Regions from separate parts of the Homo sapiens genome. Here region 2 is linked to region 1. The links are chromatin loops, found by intact Hi-C in ENCODE. Cell type or tissue: endothelial cell of umbilical vein. All regions are shown on one strand. Links, peaks and the distances in the headings refer to the core of each region. The heading gives the core; the rest is flanking DNA. Region 1 overlaps CCN2-AS1 (CCN2 antisense RNA 1). Region 2 has its middle 86 kb from the start of LINC01013.

What was found. Hi-C counts contacts between places; a loop is a spot of excess contacts. Peaks named below come from ENCODE experiments on the same cell type or tissue, not always from the same donor. Only the 100,000 strongest peaks of a DNase experiment are listed, where the experiment ranks them.
Region 2: a loop joins it to region 1, with 8 times the contacts of the local background. A loop is called at or near these places in 1 of 110 quality-filtered maps.

Annotation. Positions count from the first base shown.
Region 1 is chr6:132,060,708-132,066,102 of GRCh38, forward strand. All of the region lies in intron 2 of CCN2-AS1 (CCN2 antisense RNA 1), which reads left to right. Among named protein-coding and RNA genes, the nearest start is that of MIR548AJ1, 52 kb to the right of the region's middle. In endothelial cell of umbilical vein, for the core only: no CTCF peak of the experiment used is centred there; DNase peaks (open chromatin) are centred at 2,144, 2,744 and 3,204; H3K27ac peaks cover 5,000 bases.
Region 2 is chr6:132,216,001-132,221,395 of GRCh38, forward strand. No RefSeq gene overlaps it. Among named protein-coding and RNA genes, the nearest start is that of LINC01013, 86 kb to the left of the region's middle. In endothelial cell of umbilical vein, for the core only: no CTCF peak of the experiment used is centred there; a DNase peak (open chromatin) is centred at 2,261.

The DNA.
Region 1 (5,395 bases), core at 99-5,098:
TTTGAATTGTTTTGTAAGGCCAGGTGACCTGCAGCTGGCTCATGGTTAACTGCTGGAGCCTCACTGAAGATGTAAATACTGTTCCGCAGCTTTGTGATACATAGCTAAAGACCATAAATGTGTATGTAATGAGTCAGAGAGCAGCAGTTCATTACTTGGGGCCTTTGTCACATATGCATCATATGAATACTGAACGACAATGATTTGCATGGAAAATCAGTTTAATGACAGAGAAACAAATACATAGTGGTTGTGAGCTTTCAATTTTGTGTCTAAAAAACGGATTCTAATCTCTTTTGTGCCATTTATTGGCTGTGTCTCTTTTCCTATCAGTGGGATGTACATAAGGGTCTTGGGATGGGTTTATTGTATAAGCTAAATAAAAAGAGGTATGTAAAACATGTGGCATGGTGCCTAGAACAGAGTAAGGCATCAACTCGTATCTGCTATTAGTACTGATGTCAAAAGATGTGGCATGCTGTTGTCTGGCTCCTCTTAAAAGGAAATTAAAACCTAAATTTGTCTCATGTGAGTATTCATCTCATATGATTGACCCCATAAGGCCACTAGGAAAACCGAATGGGAAAAAAACCCAGCATCTCACTTGTAGCTCCAGAGGAATAGGATTTGGGTTTGGGCTGTTCTCTTTGGTCCCTTTTAATCTGACCAACCTGATGCTTCACCAGCATAAAACTACTTTCTCCCAAGGTTTTCATTTGCAGAAACAGGAAGACCCTTGAGACCAATAACTGGTTATTTATTTTTAAATGTTCTAAAATAAAAATAATAGTGTGAGGCTTTTGCTTGAGCTTTCTTTCTGAAATGACCCTTGACAGGAACTGGAAATAGTTCTTGTCAATGCAGCCATTATCTCTCTTGTGACCAAACGGGATGTGGGAGGTAGGGTGGAATTTCTGAGTTCTTTGTACATAGGAATAAAATGTCTGTCATTTAGTTAAAATAAATTATTGATTTTTAAATCAAATTAAAATATTGAGTCACACAAGCAGGTACTGTACTTGAATTTTCCCTTATTTGTAAGAACTGTTTTTCACTGCTTTATGAATAGTGGGGAAAAATAAGGGGATATAAATAACAAAAACATGTTTTGGGCTTCATGAAACCCAGAAGGCAATTATAGGACACTCTGAAGAAAAAGTTTAAATTACCATAATTTCCCAGGAAAATAAATGATCCACTTTCTTGCCTTATCAGGTAAGCAAGCTGACAAAATGCTTTAAAAACAACTTTGGGATACTTAGTTTCCCTTTCCACTGGAGGACTGTGCACAAAGCTCAAATTATGCTTTCCATACCCCAGTGCTTTCTCCTCTTCCTGGGAACAAGGGTGTTAAGTGTCCCCAGCATCACTCAGGGATTGGGCTTGAGAAAGTCTTAGGAGCAAGACAAATGATTGATTTTGCTGGAAGGGAAACAGAAAAAGCCGGGCATGAATTTAAGTGGAATAATGACAGATCGCTTTAGCGGATCAAATGATTGATTTTCTTCAGGGATTAAGAGATGATTCAATTTGGGATTACTGTATTATTGCTTCTAGATCTGCAAAATATACGTGTCCGTGGCCTGAGGGTAAAGAAAGTAAAATAATGGGTCGTATCACATACATTTCTTGTTTAAATTTCCTCCAAAGCTTTAATTATTTCAGGAATAAATACCTCCTCCTCAGTATGAGAATCTGGGGTTTTCTTGCTCTGGCCCCTACATACTTATCCTGTCTCTTTGGTGGTCTTTCTCTCCTTGCATGCTATATGACATCAGAAGCAGTGACATCACTGTACTACCCCAGAAATGGGCCTCTCTGCCTTTGAATCTCATACACCTTTTGTCCAGAACGCTTCCATCTCCCTTACTTCCCTTTATTTCCTAGGCTAACTGATAAATCATTATTTAAAACATTCTACTTAGCCCTGAATCTGGGTTGTATGTACTTTCTATGTGCTCTCAAAATATCTCTTTATTTTTCTCAATCATTACGTTTATCATAGTATATTGTAATCATGTCTTGACTTTGATTTAATTGGTGTTAGGTCAGGCACGGTCAGCGGTCTATTTAAAAAGCTCCCTGGTGATTCTGATTCACAGCCAGGATTATGACCCACTGAACTGGACTGATAGCTCCATGAAGATAGGACAGTTGACTGTCTAGTTCACAGTTATAAGCCCATTTTCTAGCTCAGTGCCAGAAACACAGCAAATGCTCAAGAAACATTTGATCTATACATCAAATGTCTTTGTATCTCCAGTGTTTGTACAATGTTAAGCACAATTGTTTGTTGAGGGAGTAAATGCATAAATATGTTAAATTCTACAAAGAACCCATACATTAGTAAATTATAGTCTTTGCTTTCACAAAGTTATAGTTGGATAGGAGTAAGGGAAATTGAAGAAACACCAAAAATTCTGATATTATCACTTGTACATATTAACAATGAAAACATTTTCAGTGGTTGTAATGATTTCTTACTGAGAATATGTCTCATGGTGAGGATTTTTCTTTCTTCTGAATGCAGACATTTCTTTCTTGTGAATGCAGACATTTTTGAAATAGTATGGCAAATGTTCAGTTGATCGAAGCTTTGAGCAAATTCTGTTTAAGTTCTTTGGCAAACTGCTTAAATCTTGTGAGGTCATTCCAGACCATTCGCCTTTCCCTGTTATGCACTGAGGCAGGAAATGTTTTCTCCTTTTTGAAATGAGCAATTCAAGGGGCTGGTAAAGAATGCACATGGTGCGACATGCTATCAGCTCCCGCCAGCTGTTTACCGTGGTCTTTTTCATTCTTAACAGGGACATCAAGTTCTTTTGGATACTAGTTATGGTTTTATACATAAGACAAAATAAACACTTCCTGTAGGGCTTTAGAGGGTAACTTCACTCAAGTCTTATCTTCCATTTTCTTCAACAAAAGAGGAAAAAGTAAGATTTGAGAGAGGATTGCTATTTATCAGGTTATGCTGTAGTCTGTTGGCACATTTTAAAAATTTCTTTTTGGATCCTGAAAGCAGTAAAACTCCTCACCTTAACTTTCCCCATCTCATATCACTTAATTTTTCATACTGTGAGTGATCATGGCCCCCACCCAAGGTCATCTGAGAACAATTGTACCTTAGTCATTGACATTCTTAAGATCTTGTTTAGAAGGGATTGTTTGGAGCCTTTGTAGTCTGACCTGAGTCATCCCAGACTGTGCCAGGGTGGCTAAAGAACTGAACTTTCCCCAAAGGAACTCTTGTTATTGCAGAGAATCTCCAGGATGAAACACACAGTTAGTGCTCAGTGCACATGCACTTTGTCTGGAATTTACTGTCTGAACAGGGACAGACCACGACCTTTTAATCAGGATAGGCTTAGACTGAATTTTTTGTGCAAAGTAAATTTCCTTCTCGTAGAGTTTACCAGAGAGGCCACCCTGTAGAAAGGTATGATGGCTTAGTGGGAAGGCTATGAGCTTTGGAGTCAGAGAGACTTAAGTTTAAATCCCATTTCCGCCACGTATTTCGTGAATTGGGTAAGACACTTCTTTGAAACTCAGGTTTCTCATGTATAAAATATAATAACTCACTCATGGTGTTGCCATGAAGATCAAAAGAGTTAAGACAGACTATGTCCTTGCCTCTGGATAGCACTGAAAAGGTCCACTTTCTTTTTTGCTTCCTTTGCTTGAAAACTTGTTAATGAATTTCACTGGCTAATCTATAGAAATATTTCTTATCTAAAAGAAATATGTCACTGATTTTGGCAAATACACATTTTATTTAGAAATATTAGTTAAAACTATGCTATGTGCTGTAAAAAAAGAAACAGAGTGCCTTCCTACTATTCAGATGTTGTAATTAAAACTTATATAGCAAAATATGTACAGAGCAACAAACATTTCAATAAGGGAGAGCGGAAGAACATAATGGAAAAGGCACTGAATCTGAAGGCCCGACCCTAACCTCAACTCTAGCTGCGGGATGGAAGGCTCACTTATAAAATAAGAATAATATCTAACTTAATAGTGTTGTTCAGAAAAATGAAAGGGTGGAATGTTTGTAGATCTGCCTGGAAAATGTAATAGCACAATACTCACATTTAATTATTAAGAATAGGTTGTATTTCTTCTCCTACTTAACAAAAAACAAAATATTTTAAGAGTGAGGAATGGTATACAGTTGGAGAAAGGGCATTTTTTTCATAAGCCAGGGAGGAAGATGGTGGGTTTAGTTGCAGCATGCTAACTGAGAGCAATTTTGCATTTTCTCAGCTGCCCCTTGGAAGCCCGTCTAGACTTCACGTAGACAGTCCAGGTATTTGCTGAGTGGAGTGATTAGGTGGGGCTGGGATATAGACCTGTCTGGAAATAAGTAATCTTCCCTAAACCTGTGTGGCTGTGGCACGCTTGTGAAAAGGACTGTGGTGTATAAAACTACGGATGGTAAGACTGAGAACTTAAAACAAAGTAGAAGTTTGTAGGAACAGCAATAAAAATGGTGTGTATGTTCATTCACTTAAATATCACAATTCGTATAAGGTCGTGAAGGCATCTGCTACTAAGGCAAACTAAATTTACTGGTATTAAAAAGTTGCTCCAATAGGTAATCTTTTCCTGACCGTCCTTCTTAATTGTTCTAGAAGTCTTCTGAAATAGATTCTTCCATGTGTTGCACAAAAGTTTTGCAAACTCATTTTAAAGATTTTAGATCTTACTGAGTTGGGATTCAACAATTTTTGCCCTTGTCATTTTTTCATTTCCTGAAGTATTGGCAAAATCTTTGTGTAGCCATTCTGTATGGTTCTGGTCTTTATCCCACATCTGAGTAGGTAGAGCCTAAGCAGGTCTCCCTTTTACACTAAATGCTCCTGCTCCTTGGAGAGCAGCAGAAGGAGCAGTAATGGCCTTTGGGCTCTTGTTTAAAAGGACTGAATTATAGAAACTATAGATCATACTACAGTAAGACTTTAAATTGCTAAAAATATATGTTCTTATCATGTAATTCGAAGCCCACATACAATGAGTCACTCATCTGGATTACACCTTGTGAGTGGGTATGGTATGTTACTATGAATGGACAAAACATGAGCTCATCTTTAGCAAGCTTTCACCTGAAGTTCTTTTTATCAAATTAACAAACAAGTTGCCCATGAGGCAGCGGTTTAGAGTTCAGTGAGTGTAGAGAGGATGCAGGGAAGGTTTGGGGAAGTGGACTTCTGGCTGGATATGATGATCTTCAAGGGGTACCCAGTGAGAGACCCTTGTGGTGGTGTGATTATGGTGAAGGGTTGACTGGAGAAAGGAGACACAGACAAAAAAATGGCAGAAGACCACGATTTTGACCACTGTTTTTTTTTTTGTTTTTTGTTTTTGTTTTTTGCCTAGAACTGATCTTATTTAG
Region 2 (5,395 bases), core at 194-5,193, 160 kb after region 1:
ATTGACCTATGACCAGTCATGATCATCAGATGGGAAGATTATTCTGTTAGATGAGCGCATTATCATTTAATGCTGCATGTATCAGTTTATTTGCCCAACTGGAACAGCTTTCCTATCATTATTGTGGGGTATTTAAGACTGGCACAGTTTCCACCACTGTCAGATAGGGTATTACTCTGCTTTAGCTGTGTCAGCTCAAAGTACTGGGACTCAGGCTGCCACAGTGAAATTAAATGGTAGCCTGGAACTATAACCTATAAATTAACGTAATCTGTGTATTCACAAAAAATAAATAGTAGGAGGTATAGCTTTAAGGCAATACATTTCTAGGTCTCTAATTTCATTTGTATGCTTCCTTCACGTAATTTGCGTGAGGACCCAAGAAACTCTGATGGAACTGAAGCCAATGTCGTCCCTCCTTTTCTTTCACTATTACCCCTCTCTTTGTGATTGTCCACTTTTCTTTTTCTTTTTTTTTTTTTTTAACGAAAGTACATCTAGAGGTATATATGTCTAAGAAGTTAAATGGACATTTGGAAACAATGGTGCCTCTGGGTAACACCGTCTTGCCAATAAGGTAGTTATATGCTCTACTTTCAATAAAATTGAAGAAGAACCTAATCAACCCATTATCCAATGAATCATTGCAATTCTGTCAATGACAAATAACTATATGATAGTTGGCATCTAAGGAGCATTTGAAAGAGTCGTGATTATATGATTAACTTGTTTTAGTATTTACATCTATGAAAATAAAAAGTTGAAATAGAATTGATACTGAGCTCTATCCAGCAATAAACAATATTCATCCACGGATATGTGACTTAATGAAAACATGAAAAGCTCCATTCATCTCATTAAAAACTGCATTTCTGACAACACTTTACTTTTGTCTTAGTAATTATCAACAGTTTAACATATTTTATATTAATTAAAAGGTTTATGTTAATAATTGCCATGAAAATGCAATCTAGGATGAAATATTTACAACATAGAGACTCTTCATCATACAAAAATTGAAAACTTTTAAATTTCATCTTCATTCATTAAAAAAAATTTAGTCAATGTCTGCTCTGGACTGAGCCCTGTTTCAAATGATTAGAATTTAACAGCAACAAAACAGAAAACAAATTTCTGCCAGTATGGAGTCTGTATTCTGGTAGGTAAAGATGGACAAAAAACAAATAAATGCATATATAACTTAATGGCAGAGATACAAAATTTTGTACCAGAAAAATATTATAGTGTGTTTAATAAGACTTTTAAGCATAAAATATGTTACATTTGGATAATATTCTGTGAAGAAAAATAGAATGAAAAACATGAGTCCAAGGGGTAAAAAAGAAATATTAAAATGAAAATCTTGATAATGCATTTTAAAAATAGATGATGCTAAAGATCATATAGCTATATGATCATATATATATCATATGGCTTTATATTTATATTATATGATATTTGCTTCATACTTATATTTATTATATTATATATAAATATATATATCTATCATATGGCTTTAGATTTCATTGGAATATTAAAAACAGTGATAGAACAGTGTCCTAAAATTATTTTATTTCATTTTTTACAATACACAGGAAATCTTACTCTTAAAAAAAAATGGAAAAAACTGGTCTTTGAGATACGTAAAAGAGAACATGTGAGCAAATATGAGGACCACTGGACAGAATGCACAAATTCTCATCTTGTTAAGATGTTAACATCTTACCTTAGGAGGATGCTAAAGTATAAAGTAATGTGTAGACTCTATATTTTATTAAATCAATCTCTCTTAGGTGATAAACATTACCTAAGCAATAGAGTATGAATTTATGTTAGTTTTTTCTAAATGTTTGCTTTATATTTTATGTCAAAACAAATAACTTGCATGAAAGTTGAACACCAAATGTCTCCTTAAGAACTCAGTGAAAGAGCAACTCTTTTAATGTTTCAAAAAAGCAATTTTAAAAAAGTGCAAGAAACAAAACCTGTGAACTTTGAATGTACTGATAAGTTATTGAGAAAAAAATTTGCTTTTATAATGTCATTACTATTTAGTTTGGAAATGACTCCCAGTGATAACAGAAAATGCTTTGTATAAACAGAGTACACATTCCTCAGATTAAACAGCTTCTGAGACTTATGATGCTGACAGTAATAAAAGCTTGTAATAATATATCTGTTATAATTCTGAACATCCAGTACTGTAATAAGCTGACTCTTTTGTTGCAGGTTTCTACTCAACCATGAGAAAACTATCATGAGTGAAGCGAGGAGGGCTTGTCTCCATCTAGTGGTCAGTATAATAATATTAAATATTACTATTATTCTAAAATCAAAATATGTACATGTTATTTTCTTAATTGTAGTGAGAAATGATACTAATCATAATAGTACTGTTATTTTCTAATCACGTATATCAAACTTGACAAGTAAATAATCCGATAGAAGATACATAATCTTGAAGTAGACATATTGAAATACATAGTTTGAGTACACTGTCAAAAGTCTGTGAAGCTATTTCCCTGCTGCAAAAAAGAAAAAAGATGAGAACACAGGAGAGTAAGGATGGCCTCAAAATTTTATATTCTGACATATTTAAACTTTTTACAAAATCACCCAAGAGAAAAACGTTTGGCCTATCAGGGGAGAAGATCTTCTATAAACTACGGACTTAATGTGTAAGCAACTCAGAACAGGGGTCCACCCAGAACAGGAAGAAATAAAAGTCTTTGTTTTCAATTAGGCCATTTATGGCACAATCAAAACTGTGCATAGTTTTTCAATGGAACTCGTGGAGCTAGAGAGTAGAAGGACGGTTACCAGAGGAAGGGTAGTCAGGAGCTGAGAAGGAAGTTTGAAAGGCTAATGGGTACAAAAAATAGAAAGAATGAATAAGACCTAGTATTTGCTAGCACGACTGGATGAATATAGTAAAAACTAATTTAATTGTACATTTTAAAATAACTAAAAGAGTATAATTGGATTGTTTGTACATAGAGGAAAAATGCTTGAGGTGATGGATACTCCATTTACCATGATGTGATTATGATGCATTGCATGCCTGTATCAAAATATCTCATGTAAATCATAAATAGATACAACCACTATGTACCCGCAAAAATTAAAAATTAACATTTTACAAAACTGTATATAGTTTTGTTTTACAGCCTAGAAGTTGTTTGTTTCAAGGGCCTAAAATGTGTGGCAAAAGGGGTTTTTTTATACCTACTTAAAAATTTCAAAATATTGAAAATCAAGGCAACACCACCCCTTTACTTTCGTTAGCAATAAAAATAGGTTGATCTCATGTTAATTTTTCCAGATTAGGTTTTTTTTTAATATCATGGTATATGAAAAGTCATCCTATTAGCCTCCACAGATCTTTGGCCAGTTTTCCCTTGGCATCAATCACCAGGAGGAAAATACAGGAGATTAGTCAACAGAATAAATTAATGAGATTAGAGGTTTGCCTCAAATTCAGAAAAGGACTTTATATTATGCAAAAAGGTAACATGGTGTGGAGTGATGATAGAGGCCAGTTAACATTAGCTCATTACATTAGTAATGGTGTCATATACAGACTGTATGAGGCTTTTCATGTCATAAGAGTGTTTATTTTATAAGTTAAACTTGGCTTAAATAATTAAAAGATTTCTCACAACTAGGACAAGTTTCCAATGCCAACAGATCATGGCCAATGACTTCTATGATTTCTTCCTCCCTCTGGGAAACTGGAAACTGTTGCAACTTTGTTAGGAGAAAAATGTCTAGGCATATTTGGGAAAACCTTAAAAAGAGCAACTCCCGAAGACAAATATAATTTCTATTGATAAAGAGAAAAGGAGACAAACATCATGTATTTAATTGCCACAGAACATTCTATTGTGAACATTGTTCTATTCACAACCTTGTGTATCCTTTTTCCTTGAATCTGGGCTTTCTCTATGACTCTCTTGAAACCACTGAAATACTGAGGAAGTCATGCTGTGTGATATCTGAGCCTTGGTCAGAGAAGGTCTCAGAGATTCCATCTTCATCTCAGAGTGCTCTCCATGAGCCTTGAGCCACTAAGAAAGAAAGAATTCTCCAGTTGAGCATTAGGGCTTAGAACACAACCCACTGTATAAAAATCACATGGAGCACCAGCATCTCCCAGTCAAGCCCGGTGCAAATTCCTAACCCATGAAACTGTAAAATATAGTAAAACAATTGCTCTATGTCACTATGTTTGAGGGTTGTTATACCAAAGTAGTTAACCACAACACTTAACTTCCATTTATTCACTTTCTAGGTCTCAATATAGATTTCACACCTTTTGAGAAGTCTTTTCGGACCCTATTGTCTGGGTTAGGTATCCCTCCGGGTACTGCCTTATCCTAGCACTTTACATATGGTGCTATAATTGTCTGCTTATTTTGTTTGGGCTTAGTGAAAACAAAGATCATGTCTGAATTGATTATCACTCTACTCTCAAAAGCAACAATGCCTGGTAAATATGGTAGGCAATAAATAGACATGACCCATTGAATTACTGAATGTGTCTCTTATATAAGTAAACACTGATCTCTGGCTTCACTAGGAAAAAGCCCCTCACCTGTTATACCATTTGACAATCAGCTTCCAATAAAGGCAGCCACACAAAATATATCTCACCAAATACATCTCAGCAGTGTGCCCTGCATAAGCCACTTGGCCACCTAAATTATTAAAATACATGGAGGATTGAGAAATAGATCTGGGCAGTGAGAAGTTCTTTTCCAAATATTTGTTTAATTCCATTGTTCTGGGTTTTGACCAATCAAAGTTTAAATAGATTTGGATCAGTGCTATGCTCATAGCTTTTATGGATAAGAAGAATATAAGGACTATGAAGACTCATGATCTATTTTCTAAATGAAGACAAATGCCCTCTCTTATCCTATAAATAAGACATCTGTGAATTGGCAAATGCTAGCACAAACAAGTTCATTTTGTAACAGTAAAACTGTCAAGAACACGTTTAAACTGAAAATACACAACTAGGAAAATTTTACAAGATGCAGATGTTGTGTAAGGTAATGAATCAAGCCAAATGACCCAAAAGATGTAATGGGCAGAGATTTTTACAAAATGGATAAAAGATCAGAGCAAATGAAATACAGACACACACACACACACACACACACACACACACACAAAATAAAATGGCCCTCACTCTTATGTCACTTTGAGTTCCCAGAATCACCTGAAAAGTGAAATAAGCTTGGAGAAGCATCTGCTCTGATAAAGAATCTCCAAGGAAAAGTCTAAAGGTACCCAGGTGCCGACTCTGTCCTTCTCAGATAAGAGCTTCAGCTGGTCTTCTAAACTCTTGGCGGTTCCTTATAATTTCTCCTAAGTCCTACCTCAGTGGTCT